Regions from separate parts of the Mus musculus genome. Here all the other regions are linked to region 1. A link is a loop called in an ENCODE intact Hi-C map of the cell type or tissue named here. Cell type or tissue: heart. All regions are shown on one strand.

Region 1 (5,000 bases):
TCAAGGCTCACCAACTAGCCTGAGGCCACTGAAGGGGCAAGATGTCACAGGAACCTCATGAGCAGTTCTTTGACAAGTTTCTCTCAATGGCAGCGTTACCACAAGCAGAGACCCCCAAAACACTATGTAAGGTGAACCAATACATGCATGTTTTTATCAAAGAGGTAGAGCAAACCAAACCAAAGCTCGGTGCTTGTCTCTCAGTGTCTGTGGGGTCAGATTTATACTCCTCCATCAAGAGTCCTCTCATAGATTCAAATCGACCGCTCTGGGGTGTGGGGAGGCAAGTGGCCTGTCAGTCTGAGGTGAACCACCCTCAGATCTCGGTAGCCAGGGCTGAGGGAAGTACAGCTGCCTGGGAAACTGGCACTCTCTGCCACAGTCTATAGGCGGATAAAGCGCAAGGCACTTCCTCAAGCATACCTTCAAGCAGAAGAAGCCATGTCCCCTAGACCAGACGTGCTGTGACCTTTGACCTGTGATGTTTGAATTGCCAATGCTTTGTACATCGATTGGCAGAAGAGTCCGGGACAAATGCTTGAGAAAGTCAATCTGGAGCTATCAAAAAGGATCGTGTGCTGGGCGGTGGCGGTGCACGCCTTTAATCCCAGCACTCGGGAGGCAGAGGCAGGCAGATTTCTGAGTTCGAGGCCTGCCTGGTCTTCAGAGTGAGTTCCAGGACAGCCAGGGCTACACAGAGAAACCCTGTCTCAAAAAAAAAAAAAAAAAAAGGATCATGTATGCACTGTCATGTACTGGCTGCACAAAGGCAGTTCTGATTCTGAGGAGGAGCAAAGGCCAGGTCTCAACAAGTGCTTAAGCATTATATGATGTGTTAGCTTAGGGCGGGCGTAACAGATCATAAAAACACTTTGTATGTATCAGTTTATGTTGTGGTCCTTTCACATGTCTGCTCCAGAAAGCATCCTTTCCCCTGTGTCTTCTTCAGGAAAACTTTCTTCCACGTGTCTGCTTTAGCAGACTTTCACCGTGTGCCCCAGCAAACCATCATTTGACATAACTGATTTTCCAAAGAAACTAGAAGTCTCCACTTCAAACATCAGCATGGCAGGTGTCTGACCCCACCCTGTTGCCATTTATAACTGAGGCTTCTCCCAGGCTTAAGGCTCTACAAGACGACCACAACCCAGCCTCTCTGGGAAGACTGAGCACAACAGGAAACAGGCCTTGGGTTCCCTCTGCGACAAGCTTAGGTCTTGGGGCTGAGACTGGAGTATTTTCTCATCTCCAGTTATGTGTAGACTGCGTGTGACATATCATATCTACTAACAGCAGGAAAGTCCACTGACACCAAGGAAACTCCTCCCATGGTTGTCACAGACTAGCCTCAGGAGAAGCCTTCACTGTGGGAAGTGTGTCCCAACCGAGGTGGGCTTGGGGATCAGAGAGGTTGTGTACTTTTGTTAGTGTCACAGAACCAATCGGTGGCTGGACCCCTGAGAACCAAAGTTGGGTGTGGGAACAGCCAAAGGTCTTTTTAAAAGAAGATAACTCAACCAAAACAACTCAAACTGGCTTTGGTGACACTAGAATGTATTGGTTCTTGTTTGTCTGTTTGCTTGCTTGCTTGCTTGCTTGCTTGCTTGCTTGGCTTTGGTCTTTCAAGGCAGGGTCTGCTTTAGTTAGGGTTTCCACTGCTGTGAAGAGACACCATGACCAAGGCAACTCTTATAAAGGCAAACATTTAATTCGGGCTGACTCACAATTGTAGTGGTTAGGCCCATTACCATCATCTGCCTGCAGCAGACATGATGCAGGAGAAGAAGCGGAGGGTTCTACATCTTGATCCGAAGGCAGCAGACTGCTTCTGAAGGTTGCCAAGAAGAGGGTCTCTTCTGCACTGGGCGGAGCTTGATCTCAAAGCCCAACCCTACATTGACACACCTACCCTAACAAGGCCACAGGTCCTACTAGTGCCACTCCCCATGGGCCATGAATTCACAGAGAGCCATCTGTCTCTACCTCCCCAAGCGCTGGAATTAAAGGTGAGCACCACCACCTCTTAGAGGTAACCAAAAAGTTAACTGCAGCTTCAGGCTAAGCTGGAAAGAGCCTTCCCACCTCTTCCTCCCTATCTGAAAGCTCAGGCTGAGCCCAGGACACAATCCCAGTTCTGCCTCTCTTTCACCTAGTCTCAGTTTCTTCTTCTGAACGAAAGAGTGACTCTGTTAGCAACACTCCACCCACCCCACCCTACCCCAGCATGTATCGCCGAGGCTACCCTGCACAGGGGAACACAGCAGAGCAGAATTAATGACATGTCTCTGGAGCAGGGTTAAGTCAAAACCTCCCAGTTAGAAGCAGCATTTGAACTGCGCCACCAGAGGGAGCCAAAACACCAGCCCCAGACGATGCTGCTGGGCAGCGGAAGAGCTGACTGTTGGGGTGGGGATGGGAGTAGGGTCCCCACTGTAGCTACTAAAAGGTTTTCCCTCCAAACCCCAAGGATGAGGAACAGTTGTGGCAGGTTCCTGGAACAGCCCTGGGCTGAGAGGGCAGCAGGAATGTTGGCCACTCAGCACAAAGCTGGTGTGAATTCCAGGGATGTCTCCTGCACAGCGTTTAACGTTCTGACCTAGGAGGGATTCATGCAGGGTAGATGTGTTTGGATCTATTAAATTTTATTCACTTTTGTTATGGGATGGTGTGAGGTCAAATGGTATGGGATGTGGAGGTCAGAGGATACCTTTGTGGACTCGGCTCTCTGCCTCCACCTTGACATAGGTTCTGTTTCTGTTTTTGAAGACAGGGTTTCTCTGTGTAGCCCTGGCTGTCCTGGAACTTACTCTGTAGACCAGGCTGGCCTCGAACTCAGAAATCTGCCTGCCTCTGCCTCCCAAGTGCTGGGATTAAAGGCGTGCGCCATTAACATATGCCTGATAACTTCTAAGGGTAGGACTCAGGTCCGGCTTGCTCAGCTAGCTTGCCAGCCTGGACTTTGCTTGTCTGGACTTCTTTTTCTCATGTTGGGAATTAAAGCCACAGCCTCCTGCACACTATCCAAGAACTCTGACACAGCTATAAACATAGATTTTAATTTGTATTTTATTTATTTTAAGATTTTAAGATATTTTTATGTCTATGGGTGTTTTGTTTGCATGTATACCTGTTCATCACATGTGTGACTGGTGCCAGGGGTGAGAAGAGGGTATTGGCTTTGAGCTGCCATGTGGCTCTTAGGAATAGAACCCATTTTCTATTTTTTGTTTTGTTTGGAGGGGAGATCGAGACAGGGTTTCTCTGCATAACCCTGGCTATCCTGGAACTCGCTCTGTAGACCAGGCTGGCCTTGAACTCAGAAATCCTCCTGCTTCTGCCTGCCAACTGCAGGCAAGAAAGCCATGGGCCACCACAACCCCAGCAACTATAAAAATTTTAAGTCAGACACAATGACACACATCTCTAAAGTCAAACCTCAAGAGGTTGGAAGATTGAAGCGAATTCATGACCAGCCTTGGCTGCACAGGGAGATATATAGAGAGACGATGCATATAAAGGGTGGAGCTCAGTGAGCTGAGCTCTCATCTAATGTGGAGGAGGCCTTAGACTCCACACCCAGCACCATAAGCTATGTCAGCTAGTCACACAGGAGCTGAGAGTTCTACATCTTAATCCAAAGGCAGCAGAAGGGACCGTCTTCCAAAGGCAGCCAGGAGGAAGGTCTCTTCTGCACTAGGCAGGGTTTGAGCATTAAGAGACCCCAAAACCCACCCCTGCCGGGCGTGGTGGCACATGCCTTTAATCCCAGCACTCGGGAGGCAGAGGCAGGTGGATCTCAGAGTTCGAGGCCAGCCTGGTCTACAGAGTGAGTTCCAGGACAGCCAGGGCTACACAGAGAAACCCTGTCTAGAAAAAAAAATGTGGGGCTGGGGGCTGGCAAGATGGCTCAGCAGTTAAGGGCACTGACTGCTCTTCTAGAGGTCATGAGTTTAAATCCCAGCAACCACATGATGGCTCCATGCCCTCTTCTGGTGTGTCTGAAGACAGCCACAGTGTACTTATATTTAATAAATAAATAAATAAATAAATAAATAAATAAATAAATAAATAAATAAATCGATCTTCTTTTAAAATGTGGGGCTGGAGGAGGGACATTACATAATCCTCCACCCCCTAACCATCCCCCACCATCTCCACCATCCCCCCCTACCCCCCCACCCCCCACCCCCCCACCATCCTCCATCTTTTCCACTAACCTCCCATCTCTCTTTCTTCTCTCGTGGTCCCCAGGTCTGTTCTGGTTTCCACCTATGTGTTCCAAGCAGTAGAAAGAGCATCCTACAGCAACATGTGACAATCTCTCCTCTCTCATCCCACCTTATGAATGTCAAAAGTTAAATCCTCTCCATAAAGGCTCAGATGTTAAGAGAACGTATTGCTCTTAAATGGGACCCAAGATCGATTCCCACTCAGCAGTGCACATCCATTTATAACTCCAGTTCCTGGGGTCTGGTGCCCTCTTCTGGCCTCTGTGGTAACTACACACACACACACACATACACACTGTACACTCATACATGCAGGCTAACACTCATGCATATAAGATACAAAGAAATAAAAATTTTAAAGATTGAAATAATAAATTCTCGCAGTAGCCCAGAGCCCCATCCTGTTGTTCTTCTCTCCCTCTCTTCTGCTGCCTGGGTTTTCTTCCCACATGCCTGGCATGATGGTACCATTTGAATCTGGAGTGGCTGTGCTTCCTGCCTGGATCCTACACAGGGACAGAGGCTTTCAGGTTCCCACAGTATTGTAGATTTGGGGACCACCCCTTGTGAGGATGGAAACCATGGCTATGTCAGCCCTTTGCTCTTGGTCATCCACAGTTTTTTCTCTTGAGACAGGGTCTCACAGACACTAGGCTAAGCTGGCTTTGAACTAACTCCATAGCCCAGGATGGTCCCACTCTCCTATCCCTTGCTCCTTAGAGCTGAGGCTGCCGTGTGATGGGCAGGGGCCACTTTGTCCTTTCTCTGAGA
Region 2 (5,000 bases), 57 kb after region 1:
GTGGACAACACATCTACAACATCATGTCACCTCTAAAGACAGGGAATGGCTGAGCTGAGCCCCCAAGCTCCCATCCTTCTTGCCCCAATCTCTCCCCTCTAGAACCCACCCTCAGGATTATTTTTTGTGAAGAGCTTGCGACCTGGGCTCAGCCAAACAAGACTTTGATTGGCATGAGGGTCTGATTTTATAGTCAAGGTCCCCATAACCACAATAGGGAAGAGCCTGGTGAGGACAGAGGCTGCGCCTGGATCAAGCCAAACCTGAAGGCAGAATTCACAGGAAATGAAACCTCATGGCAACACTCTGCTTGCTGAGGTGTGAGACCCCACAGACACAGGAATGAGGACAAAGGAGTTAAGTGCCCTTCCCCCACTGTCAAGCAACCTTCTCTCCAAATTGAAGGCAGAAAGAGGAGGGAGAGATGATGGGGTGGAGGGTGTTACTAACCGACCTCCTGCTGCTCTGGTTTTAACAGACACCATGACAGACACATGGCTGGAAGGATACTCACTGGGCCAGGACAACAGGTGGTCCATCCTCTGCTCTCGTTGTGCCTTGTGTATGCCTACCTTGAGAGTGGGCACTGGTCAGGGTGCCATGCAGGAGGGAGAGGAGGGTTTGCCCTGCCCCCTGCACCTCACAGGTTCACATCATCTGTCCCAGAAGGGCTGACACACCGAAAGTGCAGACTCCCCTTCCCTAGTTGGTTTTCTGCCCACCAGGCAAGGGGCAGGAGGTAAGAGGCAGGAGTCCATAAAACAGCCCTGAGAGCCTGCTGGGTCAGTGCCTGCTGTCAGAATGCACAGCTCCGTGTACTTCGTGGCTCTGGTGATCCTGGGAGCGGCTGTATGTGGTGAGTGGACCAGGGAGGGACCAGTTTGACACAGCAGCCCCCTTGGTGGGCCAGCACAGCAGGAGTCCCCTGCAGTGAAACACTCTCCAAATTACTAATCTGTAATCTGAGCCTTCTGGTTTCAGAGCTTTTATCAACAGCAAGAATCTGGATTTGAAATCTGTATACTTTACAGAATTAAAGAACTAAAATTCACCTTAGGGCTAGCGAGAAGGGTCAGCTGGTTAAAGGGCCTGAACACCCATTTGATGAAGAAAGTGATCGCTACAAGTTGTCTTCAGCCTACTGCAGGTTCACTGTGGTCTTGAGGGGTGTAAACCACCCACAGGCCCCTGAATTTGCAGCCCCTCGGAAATGCACTTTACTGAGATCGCTTTTGGGTCTGGGGCAACTGGGTTGGAGGTGTCTGTGGTCAGAGTGGGTTCTCTTTAGGTGCAACCCACCCCAACCCTTACAATACACCTACCCTCCTCAGCAGCACAGCCCCGAGGCCGGATTCTGGGTGGCCAGGAGGCCGCAGCCCATGCTCGGCCCTACATGGCTTCCGTGCAAGTGAACGGCACACACGTGTGCGGTGGCACCCTGCTGGACGAGCAGTGGGTGCTCAGTGCTGCACACTGCATGGATGGAGTGTGAGTGGCAGGGGTGGGATGGGGGTGGGAGGAGCGGGGCCTCGGGAGGCTGGGACGTGGATCTGAGATGCGCCCTTGTCCTGTCCCCAGGACGGATGACGACTCTGTGCAGGTGCTCCTGGGTGCCCACTCCCTGTCCGCCCCTGAACCCTACAAGCGATGGTATGATGTGCAGAGTGTAGTGCCTCACCCGGGCAGCCGACCTGACAGCCTTGAGGACGACCTCATTCTTTTTAAGGTGAGAGAGCTGGATCCTTTGTACTCAAGAGTCTAGCCTCGACCCTACCTTCTGCACCAGAATCCCTGTCCGCCACCCCAGCTTCAGATCTCTTTTCTTGACTCTGCCCCTACTCAGACATTCTGCCCCTCCCACCCTTAGCTATCCCAGAATGCCTCGTTGGGTCCCCACGTGAGACCCCTACCCTTGCAATACGAGGACAAAGAAGTGGAACCCGGCACGCTCTGCGACGTGGCTGGTTGGGGTGTGGTCACCCATGCAGGACGCAGGCCTGATGTCCTGCATCAACTCAGAGTGTCAATCATGAACCGGACAACCTGCAATCTGCGCACGTACCATGACGGGGTAGTCACCATTAACATGATGTGTGCAGAGAGCAACCGCAGGGACACTTGCAGGGTGAGGGACACAGTCTGGGTGATGTGGTGTGGGTGGGTGGAGTTGAGGGGCTGTGGAGGCTAGCTAGGGGGCCTGGCTTGTGGGAAGGGTGGGGTTCAGGAATCTCAGGAGCTTCTGGGAGTCAGTTTCTTGCTGGCTATTGGGTGGGCATGTCACTAGTGGCCCTGCCCTACAGGGAGACTCCGGCAGCCCTCTAGTGTGCGGGGATGCAGTCGAAGGTGTGGTTACGTGGGGCTCTCGCGTCTGTGGCAATGGCAAAAAGCCGGGCGTCTATACCCGAGTGTCATCCTACCGGATGTGGATCGAAAACATCACAAATGGTAACATGACATCCTGAGGGGACACCAGAGACACGTGGCTCAGGGAAACAAGAGACACGTGGCTCACAATAAATGCATGCATCTGAGCCCTGTGCATCTTTCTTTTTTTTTTTTTTAAGATTTATTTATTGTTATATGTATCTACACTATAGCTGTCTTCAGACACACCAGAAGAGGGAGTCAGATCTTATTACAGATGGTTGTGAGCCACCATGTGGTTGCTGGGATTTGAACTCAGGGCCTTCGGAAGAGCAGTCAGTGCTCTTAACCACTGAGCCATCTCACCAGCCCGCCCTGTGCATCTTTATTGAGTGCCTGTTGCATACACACCTGAAGGCGGGTGTTTTCACGCTTGGCCACACGGGGGCGCGCGTGCTGTTTTAGAATTGTGAGGCGGGGCTCATTCCTATCCTACTGAGGTCCTGCTGTACCCAGGACTGTTGTCTGGGCTCAGACAGCTCTTACTTTGAGCCTTACCACATAAATACTAAAAGGGAAAACTGAGGCACAGAGCGGCCATGAACAAGACTGGATTCCAACCCAGAGCCCTTCCTGGTTTACTGAAGAGGGAGTTGGTAATGTCTTTGTCACAGGCTGGAACCCTGTGGGTGACAATGGGCAGAACCTGGACCCAAACCCTGTGTCTTTCTACCAGGAGAACAGGACACTGAGGCAAAGGGAGTCTTCTGGCTTCCTGTAGGTATTGGAGACTAAGGATCTTAGAGGTGAAACCACTGAGGACCCTGCTGTGAAAGAGGATAGAACTGGATCCTGGGTCTAAACTTTGTCTCTGCTAGGCAGGTTCAGCTTGGAGTCATCTTTATGAACAAGCTGCCACCAGGCTCATGGAGAGGGATAGCCACAGACACAGGCCAGGCCCAGCTCTACTCCCTCGGGAGGCTAGTGCTTAGCACCACTTGTCCCACAATCCCAGAGTGCTCCGCACCTAAACAGAGGAGCCTGGGACGCCACTCAGCTGCGTCTAGCACGTCCCCTAGATGGCTTGATATGCATGTCTATGCACGGCCAGCACTCTGCAGAGAGTGGACCGGAGCAGTCTTCCAGGACTGCCACCCTGGTGGCCATGTTTCCGGCTATGGGAGGTCAGGAAGTCGAGCTTGTGCATGGCCAGGATGCTGCACCACCATGCTGCTGGCTTCTGTTGGCAGAGGAGGTGCTCTAGGGGCAGCAGTGGGCAGGGCAAAGGGAAGTCACAAAACTCTGAAGGGGTATACCAGTTCCCAGGCACAACATGCCTGCCTCTTCCAGCACTGAGGAGAAGGTAGTTCAAAGCTGGGATGCTCACCTGGGACTGTTACCCTGTCTGACTGTAGCTCCCTCACACTGCGGTGGAGTACATCGATAATTCTGGGTTTTGGTTTTTGCTTTAATCTCGGGTGTGAGATGTGGGGCTACTTTAGACTGTCCACAGCAGCTGACTATGATTTGCCTCGTGATCTAGGAGAGGCGTGGTTTTGCCAGCTGCAGCTAGTTTCTCCAACTGTGTGACATTTGCAATTCTGGGGATTTTTAAGAGGATATATATATGCTAGGGTTGTTGTTGTTGATAGTGGATTGGTGGTTGGTTGCTGTTTGTTAAGCAGTCCTGTGCAAAGAAGTTAGATATCCTGCTGGTGACATCAAACTTGCCCCAAGGACCGCAATGCTCCTCATCAGTGGGAGGCAGTCTGAACGTGATGTCACCCCTTATCCCCATTAGTGTCAGGGGGCTGAAGGGGTAGAAGAAAGAAGAACCCACAAAGTAGCCAAGCAGAGTGGAGCATCCTCCGGGGCACCGGCTCAGGCAGGCCCTCCCCAGAGCTGGGTCATCGTGGCCATTGCCCTGTACTCAGCTCCACAGGGCTCCAGGGAGAAAACACCAGTTACCAAGAGCAAAGAGGCTGCGGCCTGGCCACCCGAGGCTGCAGGGGGCAGGTGTGGTATGGATGCTAGAAAGCAGAACCTCTGGGGACTACAGCAAAGGCCACAAAAACCAGGAGATGAGGCAGCTGGGGAGGGGAAAGTCTGTTGTGACACAAGTGGGGCCAGCAGTCACTCAGTTTCCAAATGTGTGGGTACCTCAGCACGGAGCCTCACCTAGTGGGCAGAGTGGTGGGGACCACGGTGACAGCCAAAGCCTAGTGCATCAGAGAACTTTATTGGGCCAGTCTTCCCCTCCCACCGGCACCCAAAGAAAACTGAGGCAGACGACCCCAAGCAGGACAAGAAAACTGAGGCAGACGACCCCAAGCAGGACAAGAAAACTGAGGCAGACGACCCCAAGCAGGACAAGAAAACTGAGGCAGACGACCCCAAGCAGGACAAGGGGCTTTATGTACTGTGAATCTTTTTTTTTTTTTGTTTTGTTTTTTCGAGACAGGGTTTCTCTGTGTAGCCCTGGCTGTCCTGGAACTCACTTTGTAGACCAGGCTGGCCTCGAACTCAGAAATCCACCTGCCTCTGCCTCCCGAGTGCTGGGATTAAAGGCGTGCGCCACCACGCCCGGCCACTGTGGATCTTTTAAAGGATGAATACACAGCCCAGCTCCTTCACAC
Region 3 (5,000 bases), 120 kb after region 1:
CATCCAGGGACCAAAGCTCCTGGTAACCTCCAGGAGACCAGGCCACCTACTTGCCTCCTGGCTTCCGGCTCACGAGTCCCTCAGCCTCCAGAGAACTAGAATCAAAGGTGTGTGCTGCCACACCTGGCTTGGCCACTTCCAGCTGTGATGTGCCTCAGTGGGCACCAGGGAGAGGGTCCCTGGGCACACCTTGACGGGCAGTGACCTTACACAGGGGACTTGGGAGACTGCATGACTCAAGGCAGATGCGGCCTAGTGGACAGGCCCAGACCTGGCCCACCCGATGCTCATCCTGCCTGCTCTGACTGAGGCTGGCCCAGGCTAGTCCATCCTCAGGTTGCTGACAGAATTGAGGAAAACAGCTGCTGGCTGGCTCCTACTAGCCCCTCAAACCAGCATTTTATACCCTGTTCCTGAGGAAGGATGTCATCCACCTGCCCCTGACACCCAACTTGGGGGTGAAGGATAAGGGCCAGCTGTTTTTGTATTTGTTTATTTATTTTTAAAGTCTTTCAGGAAAATTGGCTTAGTTGGTCCTGCTGTTTTCTCTCCTTGGCCAAAGAGCATCAGAAAGGGAACTTGAGTGGCCCTGAGGCTGCACAGCTCTGAGATGCCTCAGAGCCCTGTAGCACATCCCACCCAGGGATCCGAAACTACTCAGACCGGCAGAACAAAATTCCAGGGAGGTCAATTGGACCTCCCTCCTCCTGGGGGTGGGGGGGAGGTTCCAGTATCATCCTTTCCCTCCCTCCTCCTGAGGGGGGATCCACTATCATCCTTTCTCCCCGAGGAGTCCCCAGATGATGGGCCATCCATGGGGGGATGGTTAGGCAGTGACAGAATGGAAACATTGGGGCTACTGTATGGGGAATTATGTTTGTGCCTCAGTTTCCCCTGATGCAGCTCCCTCAATCATTGGTGGTTCCTTCCATTTTTTCAGAGGTCTGGCAACTGGGTGGTCTCAAACGCCCAAGTGTGGCTTTTGTTCTTAAAGCCTACACAACTGGACTATCCTCATTCCAGGGGCTGGGCTGGAGGCGGGCTGACCTCTAACCTCAGAGTCTGCCTGGCCACCCACCCCCAGGGAAGGAACGTGACCAAGCCTCAAGGGCTGGCCTGCTGCAGGAGAGCCTGCCCCAGCTGCTGTCCCTGCCCAGCACCCTAGAATGGAGGCTGAGAAAGCTTCAGGTCAGATAGGGATGTACCTGGGGCCTGAAGCACATGAACCCATCAGCCACAGGTTGTTGGGGCGTGGGGGGAGGCAAGGAACCAGTGGACTAGATTCCTACAAGGAGCTCACCCACCATTCAGACCTGACAAGTGGAACTTTGCACCCAAGTTCAAGCTCCCAAGTTGGCCTTTGACACACATACCTGACCCCCGTGCTGAGGACCCAAAGAAGATAGATTGTCTTCTATCTTTCTTTTATTTCTTATTATCTATTTAAATTCTGACATGGGGTCTCATGTACCCAGACTAGCTTCAAAGGCACCAAGTAGCCCAAAATGACCTCAGATTCCTGGTCCCAAGTGTTTGCAATGACACCTGTGCACCCATGCTTGTTTTCTGTGACACTGGGGATGAAACCCATCCAGGGCTTCATGCTGCTAATCCAACCCCCTCTACCAACTCTTCTACCCCCACTACTGAGCCCTTTCTTTCTTTCTTTCTTTCTTTCTTTCTTTCTTTCTTTCCTTCCTTCCTTCCTTCCTTCCTTCTCCTTCTACCCCCACTACTGAGCCCTTTCTTTCTTTCTTTCTTTCTTTTCTTTTCTTTTCCTTCCTTCCTTCCTTCTTTCCTTCCTTCCTTCCTCTCCTTCTCTTTCTTTTTGTTTTTTTCAAGACAGGGTTTCTCTGTGTAGCCCTGGCTGTCCTGGAACTTACTCTGTAGACCAAGCTGGCCTCGAACTCAGAAATCCGCCTGCCTCTGCCTCCCAAGTGCTGGGATTAAAGGCGTGCGCTACCACTGCTGCCTGGCTGAGCCATCTGTTTCTTGTTTCATTGTTTTTTAAATTAAATATGTATGTATCTGTGGGGGGGGGGTACATTCACTGGCATGCAGGTCCCTCTGAGTGCCAAAGGTGTTGGATCCCTGGAGCTGGAGTTACAGGTGACTGTGAACCACCCTGGAGAAGGTGCTGGGAACTGAACCCAGGTATCCTGCAAGAATAGCAAGTGCTCTTACCCACTGAGGCAGCTTGAGATAACCTCTCATTTCTCTTCTTAGTCACACTTTAGCATTAAAAGTAGCTTCATCCTAGCTCATAGGCAGCTGAGGTAGGAGTGTCTGGTGTTTAAGAACAACCTGAGCTTAAACCTTGGGGAATAAATTTCCTCTCTCCCATAATGAAGTAGCACATGACTGTCCCCTCTAACGTTCTCAAATGCAGCTCTACATGCTCCATCCTCTGCCAGACCTGTGTCTGTGCCACTGGACAGCACCTTGTTCCTGAGTTTCTTGCTCAAAGTGGTGCCTTCTCTTGAGAACCACCTACCGTGTCCTCCCTGTTCCCCCGCAGCTCGAGCCTGCCATCTTGGGGCCACATTGGGTGACACGCCTCACTCGGACTCGTTTCCTCTCTTTCTGGCCTGAGGTCGCAGGGTCGCTGAGTCCAATGCTTGCACCCAGCATGCAACCTTGCTCCCTTCACAGGCCCAATAGCTGCTCTTAGACCCAGCTCACCATCCCACCGTGCGTCCAGCTCTGCTGCCACGGCAGGCGCAGCGCTCTGGCAGCCACATTCCCAGCTGCGATTCCACAATTGCTTGCAATCTCCTTTACTAACAGCACATGGAGGGAGGGAGGGAGGGAGGGAGGGAGGGAGGGAGGGAGGGGACACTTGGTTTTAGACCTGGCCTATGACCAGCAGCTGTGACCCGAGGCTAAAGGTTGCTTGGCTAGAGATTGACCTTTTGGGTCTACACGGAGTGAACCGAATACAAATTTGAAATTTATGGCTCAAAAGAGGAAAGGGCAAAGAAGCGGCAAATCCATAAAGGGCGTGGGTCGATTGGTAAGAGTTTAATCACCAATTCACCTCAGCCAGACATATTATCCTTGATGAGTATGTAGCCTGATTTTACATGCAGTAAGTCACTAACTTCATTTGGTCTAAATAAAGTATAAAGATCAGTGGTTTATATTTTTGCTATAAAACAAGGTTTAAAAAGTAAACCGGGGGCTGGTGAGATGGCTCAGTGGGTAAGAGCACCCGACGGCTCTTCCAAAGGTCTGGAGTTCAAATCCCAGCAACCATATAGTGGCTCACAACCATCTGTAACAAAATCTGACTCCCTCTTCTGGAGTGTCTGAAAACAGCTACAGTGTACTTACATATAATAAATAAATAAATCTTTAAAAAAAAAAAAGTAAACCGGTTTCAGAGGGAAAGCCAGGAAAGGGGACAATATTTGAAATGTAAATAAAGTAAATATCTGAAGAAGAAGAAGAAGAAGAAGGAGGAGGAGGAGGAGGAGGAGGAGGAGGAGGAGGAGGAGGAGGAGGAGAAGAAGAAGAAGAAGAAAAGAAGAAGAAGAAGAAGAAGAAGAAGAAGAAGAAGAAGAAGAAGAAGAAGAAGAAAGAAGAAGAAAAGAAGAAGAAGAAGAAGAAGAAAAGAAGAAGAAGAAAAGAAAGTAAATAAACCGGTCACCGGTGGTGGAGGCTCAAGGCCACCCAGCACATAAAGAGACACTGTCTCGAAAAGAAAGAAGGAAAGAAAGAAAAAAAGAAGGAAAGAAAGAAAAAGAAAACAAAAGAAAGAAAAAAAAAAGACAAACCCAGCAAACAGGTAGCAAAAATACCTTCCACTACACAGAGGTAATACAGTGCTGACCGGCCAGGGACTCCCCAGTCTTCTACGCATGTGCAGGAATCCAGTTTTGTTTTGTTTTGTTTTGTTTTGTTTTGTTTTGTTTTGTTTTGTTTTGTTTTGTTTTGTTTTGTTTTGTTTTGTTTTGTTTTGTTTTGTTTTGTTTTGTTTTGTTTTGTTTTGTTTTGTTTTGCCCCGCCCCGCCCCGCCCCGCCCCGCCCCGCCCCCGAAGAAGCTCCTGGTGTTCTTTAACCTGCTTGGCTGGGTCTAGCATTACGCCTTTCGCGCACTGGCTTGTACGCATGTGCAGGTCGTCTGGCTACGCCCTCTCACCTGCTGCTAGCTCCGCCCCAGAGCCGCGAACTTTTTACGCATGCGCACGTTAGGGCTCCTGGAACCCGTAAAGCACCAGGCAATCAACAGCCTCCTCGGCTTGGTGAAGCTACCGCGCATGCGTAGACTTTCCAGTTTGGCCTCTAGGAGGCGCTATGGCCGTTCTAGTCGGCCAGGAGCCATCTTAACAGTCTCTCTAAGGATGATGGGATTCAGGGGCGGGACTGGCAGAGCAAGATGGCGGCGCCCATGGAAGTGGTGGTGTGTACTGACGCCGCGGCACAGCTCTGGAGCTGCGTGGTGTGGGAGCTTCATTCGGGCGCCAACCTGCTCACCTACCGAGGCGGCCAAGCGGGGCCGCGAGGCCTGGCGCTACTCAATGGCGAGTACCTGCTGGCGGCGCAGCAGGGCAAGAACTACATCTGCGCCTGGGAGCTGCAGCGTAAGGTGTGGGGCCTCAGCGTCCGCGGGGCAGCCGAGAGTCCTGGGGCGCCGCCAGGGTTGGGGTCCCGGCGACCCTGGGGTGGCTGCGTGACAGGGCGTACTCGGAGGCCGAGGGGTTTTCTCCTAGGGAGATGGCGCCAACGCACGCGTGCTCAGATGAAGATCGATGGCGAATCCGCTTTTGCACGCTTGTAGTGTTAGGGACGCCAATTTTGATGCAGAAGGGAAAATGGGGTCCGTTAGAGGTCATGCTTTTGGACAGCATGGCAGATCAGAGATCTTGAGGAGCCGCAGGAAGACAGAGACCGACGGCCCGTCCTTTTGTTACCCTCGTAAAGAGTCGCAGATCTTCATAGTCAGGACTGACTGAGGCCTGGGGTTACTGGTTCTGATGTTTCTGGAACACAGAGCTTCC
Region 4 (5,000 bases), 49 kb after region 1:
CCTGTCTGGTGCGCTTGGTTAGTGGTCCTGTTAGACCTGGGCCTGGGGTTAAGCCTGTGGCTAGCTTGAGGTTTGGGGTTAAGGTTACTAGAGCCAAGATCAGATATAGGATAAGGATGGTTAAATTAGGGTTCGATCTAAGTCCTGGTGGAGGGGTATGGCCTATGGTCCACATGATGCTAACTTTAGGATTGCTGCTTGGACTCGGCCCAGGCTGAGAGCTAAGGGTAAGGCTAAGTTTTGGTTACCGTTATGGCTAATGACTAGGCCATGGGTAGGGCTCAGTTAGGCTTAGGGCTATGGTCAGTGTTTAGTTAAAGGGGAAACTGAGCCTGAGTAAGGGTCTGGGTCAGAATTAAAGTTAAGGCATTGAATTGAGTTTGGGCACTGCACAGCATTCAATGTGACCTCTTGTTATCTTTACTCTGCACCATGCCGGACATATCAACAGCTCTCTACAGAGCTTCCTCCAAAGGGCTAAGACTGTTCACCAAAGACGTTTTGAAGCTCTGCACAGATCAGGGTATTCAGCTGCTGCACTCCAAGCGCCGGGGATATGGGGTTTCTAGAAAGGGCAAAAGAGTGGAAGAGACGAGTCCTCACGTCCTTTTTTCCTATAGCTAAACCGGACAGCCTCCCTGGGCAAGGAGGTGGCGGTGGCTTCTCTGCCCCAGCAGGACCAGACTCTGTCCCAGGGCACCCAGTGCCTGGCCATGGGCTGGGGTCGCCTGGGCACCCAAGCACCCACGCCCCGTGTGCTGCAGGAACTGAACGTCACGGTGGTCACCTTCCTATGCCGGGAACACAACGTGTGCACGCTGGTGCCACGGAGGGCAGCAGGCATATGCTTCGTGAGTACTCAGCTCGGTCGCAGGAGGCGTGGCCTGTGATGGATCCCCATGAAGGGCGGGTCCAAGGGCGAGGCGATTCTTTGGGACGGGGCCTGCGGTGGGGCTGGCTTATGATTCGGTTCCGTGGCCTGTGGGGGAGGGCGAGCCTTATGGAAGGTGGGGGTCATCGGAGGGGCAGATCCCAGCTGACTGTGGGTCCCTAGAAATCTGGATGTCTGGGGTGGAGAGATGGGGATGCCTGGGCTAGAAGGAGGGCTAGTGGGTGACCTGGAGGGTGGGCTCCATGGGCTGGGAGGCGGGCTCTTGGAGGGCAGGGTTTTGCGGAGCCCGGGTTTCGAGGATAAGTGACATCTGAGAAAGTTGGGCATCTGAATATGGCTGCACTGCCTGTCTGTCCCATTCTCACGCATGGTCTGTACCCATCTCCAAGCACCAGTTGTGGCGATCAGCCATCTGTCGACCAGTCCCGGGCCTGTGCAACATATCAGGCATTCCTGTGTACTTGGCACCTTTGTGTGCCTCCCTTTTGGGCCCACTTAGACTGTATCCAACAGGAAGCTAATGAACGCCTCCTGGTCATCCCGTGGGACTCAAATACCCTCATCCTGGCTGACTTCTGTCAGCTTGGGGACTGATCCCTCTTCTACCTCAGGGAGACTCGGGCGGCCCCTTGATCTGCAATGGCATTCTTCATGGAGTGGACTCCTTCGTGATCCGCGAATGCGCCTCCCTCCAGTTCCCTGATTTCTTCGCCCGGGTGTCCATGTATGTGGACTGGATTCAAAACGTGCTGCGGGGCGCAGAGCCCTGAGGTGCCCTTCTGCGCTCCAGGCAGCCTAAAGCTGGGGCGACCAGCAGGCTCTAGTGGGAAAAAAATGGAGTGGGGTGGACTAGACCTTTCCAGGCTTTTCTTTCACCCACGCACCCACCCACGCAGCACCCCCTGGAGTGGAGTCAGCTCTGTTCCCTATTCCATATGACCTCAATAAAAACTGAGACATATTTAAAAGCTGTTTCCTGTCTGTTTTACCCCGCATAGACTTGGGATCTATGGCCAGAACCTCAGTGCCAGAGGCCCCGGATACACTATGTAGAAAAGAAAAGGGTGGAGGGGACCCAGGCTCACACCTCAGCCACAGATGTTGGAACCACAGGGGCTGCGTTCAGTCCTCCTGTATGACCCTGAGCTTCTCACCTCTGTGCCCCAGTTTCCTCAAACAGAACCCGGATACATCCCAGAACCAGATGAGGAACTGTGGCTGGTGGGGTATGGCGAAGTGTTCCCTAGCTCTAGGCTTCTCGAGGGCCTGGCTCTTTCCACGTCGTTGGGGGGCGGGGCACTGGGCATCTCGAGGCCTGAACATTGTGATCCAGTTAAAGCAGACAGGAAGGCTTCCTGGTGGGGGAGGCAGGATGGACAGCAGTGGGAAAGCCAGGAGCTGGGTGAAGGGAAACGAGGTGAGCACAGAGAGGCCAGAAAAATGAACAGCTTTGCTCCTGGAGAGGCCGACGTGGGAAAACTCCCGCTTTCCCCAGAGGTAGAGAAAGGAGTTGGAGCTATCCAGGGAGAAGGGAAGGAGGTCACAAGCCAGCCCTGGAGGAGTAAGAGAGGGACGGACTCAAGGCAGAACCTTCAGAAGTGGGAGGCGGACGATCTCTGACTTTTTTTGGTGCAGTCACCAGGTGGCGCTGTGCTTATTCCGACAGGCTGGAGTCCACAGGCGTATTCCTTCTCTAACCTTGTTTTGGTTTTGGGAGACAGGCTCATGTAAGCCCAGGCTAGCCTCTAACCTCCTGCGCAGCTGAAGAAGACCATGAGCCCCGGATCCTCCTGTCTCCGCCTCCCGAGTGCTGGGATGGCTTGTGTGCCATTGCTCCTGGTTTATGTAGTGCTGAGGCTGAGCCCAAAGCTTGGTACACACATGGCAAGCAGGCTGCTACTGAACCCCAGACCCCATGAGGGGTGGGTTCCCACGTCTCATCTATCGCTGTGTCGGGATTTTTTTTGTAGAGCCTCTGAGGGTCTGGGGACACTAAGCAGAGGTCAAGGAAGAACTTCACTTATAGAGGGGTTCTGGGCCTAAAGTTCCACAGCAGGGGACTGGAAATATAAGCCTAAAGGCACACTAACCGTACACAGACAGGATGGGTGAGCATAGTATACAGCTGGTGCTCAGTAAGTGCAGCTGTGGTTAAGTCTAATCTGACATGTAGCTTTGTTTGCCCTGTACCTCTCTCTCTCCATGTGACATGGGTGGTGTATAAAGTAGGTGCTCACTGTGTGGGAGGAAGGGAAACCAGTTAGTATGTGTCCGAGGGAGACAGGGAGACAGGGCAGATACTGAGTGCCCAGTTTGCTGGGTAAGGAGGGCACTGCTCCTCTTGGGATCCTAAGGATAGAGGAGTCCAGCATGGCTGGTGTTGGGCCCTGGCATCCTGCCCACCTGCTCAAGTCAGTTGGATTTCACCCAGCCCCGTGCCCCATGCCCCGTCCTGGAGATGGGACGTTGGTTTTGCAACAGCCTTGGCTGTGGCTCCTGGGAGAGACAGGAGGGGGAGCTTACCACAGAGTGGGGGCTGGGCCCCAGGTCCTGTTTCTATTATGGGAGAAGAGTACACCCCTTGTGTGGTTCCAGATTGTGCTGGTGGATCAACAAGCCAATTCCAGTATTTTAAAAGATTCATCCTTGTTCTTCTGTTACTCTAGAACCACTCCTGGTACCAACTTCTGTATTAGTCAGGGTTCTCTAGAGTCACAGAACTTATGGATAGTCTCTAGATAGTAAAGGAATTTATTGATGACTTACAGTCGGCAGCCCAATTCCCAACAATGGTTCAGTCGCAGCTGTGAATGGAAGTCCAAGGATCTAGCAGTTACTCAGTCTCACACAGCAACCACACTCAGGCAACTGCTGAGGACAGCACTTCCTTCTCATGGGTGCCAGGCTTGGATAAGGTCAGGCAGGACCGTGTGTCATGAGGAGCAAGCCATAAATTAGGGGCTGAGCTGGCTGCCATGTGCTGTCTAGTCCTGAACCCCAGGTTAAAAAGACCCACTGTCCTGGGAATAGATGTTCACACCCTTAGTCCCAGCACTGAGGAGGCAGAGGCAGGTGGATCTCTGTGAGTTCCAGGCAAGTCTGGCTACACACACACTCATGCACACATATATTCACACACACATGCACACACACAGAAACTCTTTTATAGGTATGTGTTGCTGTTATTACTATACCTGAGGTAAACTGAGGCAGAGAGATTGGCCTTCAGATATAAGTTGTAGATTAGGGCACCAAGTGGGCACGGAGGTGCTCACCATCATCCCAGCACTCACGAGGTGGAAGCAGGGGGATTAAGGGTTTGAGACTAGCCTGGGCTACGTGAGATTTTGTTTGTTTGTTTATATATTTATTTACTTATTTAATTTTGAGATAGGGTTTCTTTGTCTAGCCCTGGTTATCCTGGAACTAGATCTGTAGACCAGGCTGGCCTCAAACTCACAGAGCTCCACCTGCCTCTGCCTCTGCCTCGCTGGTACTGATTTTAAAGGTACATGCCACCACTACCTGGCCCTAAGTTTTTTTTGTTTTTTGTTTTTTTTTTGTTTTTTTGTTTTTGTTTTTCAAGACAGGGTTTCTCTGTATAGCCTTGGCCTGGAACTCACTTTGTAGACCAGGCTGGCCTCGAACTCAGAAATCTGCCTGCCTCTGCCTCCCGAGTGCTGGGATTAAAGGTGTGCGCTACCAAGCCCGGCTCTTTTTTTTTTTTTTTTTTTTTTTTTTTGAGATCCCATTTTTAAAAAAAAGAAAAGAAGGAGGCAGAGGCAGGTGGATTTCTGAGTTCGAGGCCAGCCTGATCTACAAAGTGAGTTTCAGGGCAGCCAGGGCTATACAGAGAAACCCTGTCTCGAAAAACCAAAAAGAAAAAAACCAAAAAAAAAAAAAAAAAGAAGATGGATGTCTGCTGAGTTTTCATTGGTATTCAGCAGCATGGATGATGCTGACATGGAGACCCTGAGGGGCACACATCTCTCCATGACACCCCCACTGTCGTGTCCCAGGGAGGAAGTAGGGCTGTGGCCAGGATGGGGCAATACAACGGCCTCTGGTTCCAGCTATAAGTATGGCTGTTAGGTAGGGATGTGGGGAG
Region 5 (5,000 bases), 92 kb after region 1:
TAAGAGCACCTGACTGCTCTTCCAAAGGTCCAGAGTTCAAATCCCAGCAACCACATGGTGGCTCACAACCATCCATAACAAGACCTGACTCCCTCTTCTGGTGTGTCTGAAGATAGCTACAGTGTACTTATATATAATAATAAATAAATCTTAAAAAAAATAATAATACATTTTAAAAAATCAGGCCCCAGCTCCCCGTTTTAATCACTTCCAGACAGCCACCGCTCAATTACAAATCCAGCCTGAAATGAATCTACCCTTAAGGGGTTCATACATCCTTAGGGTTAGAAAGGAGGCCTACAGGAATGGCAAATCTGATATCTAAGATCAGGAAAAATCCCGACTCCATCCCAAAAGCCTCAGAAGTAAAATTCTATAAAGGAACCACAGCATGAGAGACAAACACTGCGGTAGGCGGATGTCTCTGAGTTCTAGGCCAGCCAAGGCTACACAATGGGACCCCATATTTGTCCGTCTTCCTAAGCAGGGTGTCTCTTAGCAAGGTGTAGCCCTGGCTGTCCTGGAACTCACTCTGTAGATCACGCTGGCCTCAAACTCAGAAATCCCCCCGCCTCTGCCTCAGGCGCCGGAGTATAAAGGCGGGAGCCACTGTTGACATCTGCCTCACCTCCTGTCTACAATGCCCCCAGTGAGGGTCTGGGCGGGTCCCGGACAGAGCACTCATCTCCAGGATCCAAAAGTGTCAATACAATCTGAAAATGATGTGGTCATGCGTGTCCGTTCCTTGTACTTTAACTTCGTGATACACTTCGTGATTCATGACTTCACACCCTGTCTTCAACAGAAAAAAAGCTATGTAGGAGAACTTCAGGCCTCAGTTTCTCCCAATCTAACGTGGGAAACCGTCTTTTCAGGTGCGATAGCACCACCTGGCGGCCTCCACTGCTGGGTTGAAGCCCCGCCTCCATGATGAAAAATCTTACCCTGGGCGCAGTTCCGCTGGCGCCCGGCAGGCGGCGCGCACACCCTGCGGCGCGAGTCGGATGCCTTTCAAGTTGCCAGAATTGTATCTTGTGAATTAGGAGACCTGTCATAAGGAGACCTGTCATTATGTCATTATGCTTGCCACCTGGACCCTTGGCTAAATATATCCCTGCCATAAAAAAGGGACCAGCAGATTTAGGCTTTTGTCTTTGAAGATTCTATCAAAAAATACTAAGAACAGTATTTTAGGGGTCAGCAACAAGGTTCAGAAGGTAAAGGCACTTGCTGACAAGCTTGGCGTCCTGAGAATCTTGGCATCCCAGAATACACATAAAGGTGGAAGGAGAAAGCCGACTCCACTAAGTTTTCCTAGGACCTCTATGCGTGAGCTGCTGAAGCCCTTCTGGTCTCGGTCTCTTTCTCTCTCTCTCTCTCTCTCTCTCTCTCTCTCTCTCTCTCACACACACACAGACACGAGAGAGAGAGAGAGAGAGAGAGAGAGAGAATGGGAATGTATGTTGCTTTCATTATCTTGGCAGAATGTTTTGGGGGGTTGCCCAAGTTTACAGGGGACACACAAGATGATTAGAGGGAGAAAGATCTGCTAGTAGCCCGTTTGATGCTGGAGAAGAATGCTGGTGTGCAGGCCCAGCTCCACCCCGGGGCCACACCCCAACACATCAAGGTGTCTAAAGTTTGAAGGCGCAGTTCGCTGCCACCTGCAACTTTCTTAGCCTTGCAGGCTAAGGTTCCAAGCAACTGCTGCAGTCTCAGATTCTAGGGAGGATTCCGGGAACTTGGATTGGCCGGAGCCACCCCATCTCTCCAGACACTCACACAAGTGGCTTTCAAGGGGCAGACTGCTCAAGATCCCCACAACAGTCTAACAAGGGACCTGAGCACCACCTATGGGGAACTAGTCGAGGTCGGGGGTTGCCCTGAGCACTGGCGTTACCCACTAGAATCGTCTCAACTTCTAGCTGAGCTCACATCATGCCTCGGTTTCCCAGCCTGCAAAATGGGACCTCAGAATCCAGTACTCTCCCGAGACGAACTGGGTAGACCGAGGCAGGGGCTTCACTGAGTTGGTTAAAGGATGGCCCTCCTTTCCCTCGCTCCTAGGTACGGTCGTCACGGTTCCTCGCATTTCCTCGAACGCGCGCGCAGCCCAACCCGGTGCTTTTGCGCACGCAGCGCCCTCACACCCCAGCGTCCCAGCCCCCGCAGATCTAGCCTAGCCGGGGGTTTTTAAGCCCATTTCAGAGACGTGGAGCCTCAGGCCCGGAAGGTTAGGGTAGCATAGTGGGCGGAGGTTCCAGCTCCAAGCTTGGCTTATCCATCTTGCGTTCCGGGTGAAACCAGGAAACGGCCGGGGGCCCAGGTGACTTTCCGCTCAGAGGTGGGGCGAGGAACCCTTTTTAACTCTTCGGGATTCCCGCGATGGGGCTCTCGCAGCCCCGCCCTCCCGCTCGCGGCCTCTGCGCCGTGGGCTGCGGCGTGCACTTTGCGCACGGTCCCTAAGATGGGGGCGGAGCGTCCCTCAGTCCGGTTCCCCCTTCCTTTTATTATTTATTATCATTTAAAGGGGCCGCGACCTGAAGTTTTCCGTCCACTCTGTGGCGGCTCTCCGGCTCCCCTCCACCTCCTCCCACCGTGGACGTCCTCAGATTGAGTTGGAGAAGGGGGACCCCGGTGTGGTGTCCTGGGAAAGCTTGGAAAGGGGGACCCTGGAGAGACACCCACCACCTCCTCCTGCGTCCCCGGGGCTGCTGAATCACCGGCGAGGTATTTGCATCTGAGAGCAATTTGTCACACGGCGATTCGTCTGCTGGGTGGGGGAGGGGCGGGGCGGGGGGCCCGGTCGCGCGCGGAGACCTCGTCCCTATCCGATCCAGACGGATGGAGATGTAGACGCGGCCTGGAGACTCGGTGAGGCGGGTGACCCCGAAGCCAGGAGCGTGCACTGGGCACCAGGGGGAGGCCAAGGGGGAGAGAGGCCACCGGAGGCCACCAGCAGGCTGGACTCTGGGCTGGGCTCCGGGCACCGGGGCATGCGCCCCCCGGGCCACCCCGGGCGGTAAGGCCTTTTGCAGCGCGGCTCTAGCGATCTCTCCTAAAGGTGGCAGCGTAGGGCACCCTGGAAACCGACAATTGCGGGGTCTCCAAAGTTAGGCAAAGACGCGCGCGTAGAGGGGTGCAGGGCTGAGTATGCGACTTGACGGATCAGAGTTGGGGTGGCTGTTGCGGTTGTAGATCTTGGAGACCTTCATCCGGTACACGAGTGCGCGGGGGTCGCGAGTGCGCGCTGTCCCCTGGCGGAAGGAAACGGACCCGGGGTGTGTGTGTCTGTGTATGTGCGCGCGCGCAGAGGACTGGGGGCTGCGCTCTGGGAACATGGTTTTGCTTTTTCTTATTAATTAAAAAAGATGTTTGGAGATAGGATCTTACTGTGTAGTACGGGCTGACTTAGAACTCGAGTTAAAGCTCAGACTAGCCTGAAACTCGAGGCCATCCCCCTGCCGCAGCTTTCCTTCCCAAGTGCTTGGGAAAATCCCAGGCCGGGCGCGCCACCACGCCCCGGTACCTACAGTTCTTTTTCTCTTCCAAACCTGTGTCCAGCGGGGTCCGCCCATCTCCCCCCCCCCATTTCGTTCCCTAGCTCCAGTGTACTACTGGGACTGGGGTCTCCACTTGCCCCGCGGGGTGCGCCCATCCAGATCCCTCCGGTAGGGTCCCCTGCCCCCCCCCCCCCGACACAAAAGAGGGAGCAGGAAGCGCGGAGTGCGCGCGTGTGTGTCAACTCGCAGCGGGTTTGTCAAATATCTTCCGTTTTTTACGACTTGGGCAGCAGGGTCACCCCCCCTCCCCAGCTCGCTCTTTCCAAGAAGCCTTTGAAATACCGACTCCACTGGGGGGGTTGTTTGTTTGTTTTTTTGTTGTTGTTTTACATTTGTCCTCTGACTGGGGTGTGTTTTTGCACACGTCTCCTGGGGGGGCACAGTGCCTTCTTTCCCAGCCCCCTCCCCAGCTCCTGCCCTTCCCCCTCCACCTCCCTTGGAGGAGAGAGGGGCCCCTTTCGCCACCCTCGGGCCCTGGCCTTGCACAACTCCAAATAACCGTGTTTTGCAAGGCCTGGCCGAGCTAGTGACCTCTCTCTCTCTCTCTCTCTCTCTCTCTCTCTCTCTCTCTCTCTCTCTCTCTCTCTCTCTTCCCTCTCTCCCTCTCCCCCTCCCTCTCTCCCTCCCTCCCTCCCTCCTTCCCTCCCTCTCTCTCTCTCTCTCTCTCTCTCTCTCTCTCTCTCTCTCTCTCTCTCTCTCTCTCTCTGACCTGAGGCTTGGAGGTGGTGGGGGGACTAGGGTGTGGCTCTGGGTCTCTTCCCCACTGCAGCCAGATCCCCCTTCCACAAACACCAGCTACCAGTTCCTAGTAGATCTTTCTGAGAATGCCATAAATTGAGGGTGGGGGCCAAGGACAAAGGGCTGGGGGAGGGGTCTATAAGGATGGGCAACGTTGGCTCAGGGTACCGGTACCTCTAGAGGGTGGGGGATGTCCAGGCCTGACCTAGGGGCAGCTTTGGGGTTTCCATCTGTGTCCCTCCAGGGCTACCAGCCCCACCAGTGGAGGCCTACCCTGTTCCCCTCCCCCACCCTCCACCAGGAAGGGTCATTAAACCAAACAGACCTGGGTGGGGGGACGGGAGGCTGGGAGAGGGGCTTCCTCTAGCTTTTTCCTCATGCCTTCCCCCACCCCACCCTCAAAGAGGGGGCGTCGCTTTCAGCATTTCCGTGGGGGGGGGGTTTGTGCTCAGCGGGGTGGGGGAAGGGCGATGGATCAAGCCAGATAGTGTCCAGAAATGTCCCCTCCAGCAGTTCTTGAGTCTGGTGGACCAGGGTGACCAGCAGCCACAGGGTGTGGAGGGACTGAGTGTTGAGGCCACTCATGTGTCCAGGCCTCCAAGGTTTCTCTTTCTTGGGAAGCCTAGGCTGAAAGGGGTGACCCTTGGCATTCTTTTCCTTTGGGGCCACCCACCTGCCAGAATTCTGCTGAAAGTGTGG

What was found. Hi-C counts contacts between places; a loop is a spot of excess contacts. Peaks named below come from ENCODE experiments on the same cell type or tissue, not always from the same donor. Only the 100,000 strongest peaks of a DNase experiment are listed, where the experiment ranks them.
Region 2: a loop joins it to region 1, with 3 times the contacts of the local background. A loop is called at or near these places in 16 of 42 quality-filtered maps.
Region 3: it touches region 1 in a loop (9-fold over the local background); 19 of 42 quality-filtered maps call a loop at or near these places.
Region 4: it touches region 1 in a loop (4-fold over the local background); 17 of 42 quality-filtered maps call a loop at or near these places.
Region 5: it touches region 1 in a loop (4-fold over the local background); 24 of 42 quality-filtered maps call a loop at or near these places.

What each region holds. Positions count from the first base shown.
Region 1 is chr10:79,832,637-79,837,636 of GRCm38, forward strand. No RefSeq gene overlaps it. Among named protein-coding and RNA genes, the nearest start is that of Misp, 14 kb to the left of the region's middle. In heart, CTCF peaks have their summits at 2,347 (motif pointing right) and 4,477 (motif pointing left); a DNase peak (open chromatin) is centred at 2,365.
Region 2 is chr10:79,890,125-79,895,124 of GRCm38, forward strand. Cfd (complement factor D (adipsin)) reads left to right here and starts at 729. Exons shown (of 5, transcript NM_013459.4): 1 at 729-856; 2 at 1,332-1,488; 3 at 1,579-1,726; 4 at 1,868-2,125; 5 at 2,301-2,531. The coding sequence starts at 802. The coding sequence ends at 2,462. Med16 (mediator complex subunit 16) reads right to left here. Exons shown (of 15, transcript NM_198107.2): 15 at 4,583-5,000. In heart, a CTCF peak has its summit at 2,804 (motif pointing right); DNase peaks (open chromatin) are centred at 2,837 and 3,407; H3K27me3 peaks cover 1,711 bases.
Region 3 is chr10:79,955,785-79,960,784 of GRCm38, forward strand. It overlaps Wdr18 (WD repeat domain 18), which reads left to right and starts at 4,368. Exons shown (of 10, transcript NM_175450.4): 1 at 4,368-4,588. The coding sequence starts at 4,379. In heart, CTCF peaks have their summits at 2,528 (motif pointing left), 3,281 (motif pointing left) and 4,291 (motif pointing right); DNase peaks (open chromatin) are centred at 107, 1,127, 2,557 and 4,237; H3K4me3 peaks cover 1,798 bases; H3K27ac peaks cover 3,129 bases.
Region 4 is chr10:79,881,315-79,886,314 of GRCm38, forward strand. It overlaps Prtn3 (proteinase 3), which reads left to right. Exons shown (of 5, transcript NM_011178.2): 4 at 621-851; 5 at 1,504-1,860. The coding sequence ends at 1,662. Elane (elastase, neutrophil expressed) reads left to right here and starts at 4,998. Exons shown (of 5, transcript NM_015779.2): 1 at 4,998-5,000. In heart, a CTCF peak has its summit at 2,533 (motif pointing right); DNase peaks (open chromatin) are centred at 857, 2,157, 2,607 and 3,347; H3K4me3 peaks cover 2,128 bases; H3K27ac peaks cover 949 bases; H3K27me3 peaks cover 1,039 bases.
Region 5 is chr10:79,924,527-79,929,526 of GRCm38, forward strand. Arid3a (AT rich interactive domain 3A (BRIGHT-like)) reads left to right here and starts at 2,815. Exons shown (of 9, transcript NM_001288625.1): 1 at 2,815-2,874. It overlaps Gm40715 (a long non-coding RNA gene), which reads right to left and starts at 2,465. Exons shown (of 2, transcript XR_001779822.2): 1 at 1,936-2,465; 2 at 167-1,063. In heart, CTCF peaks have their summits at 3,049 and 3,250; DNase peaks (open chromatin) are centred at 945, 2,445, 3,215, 3,755 and 2 weaker places; H3K4me3 peaks cover 4,260 bases; H3K27ac peaks cover 4,117 bases.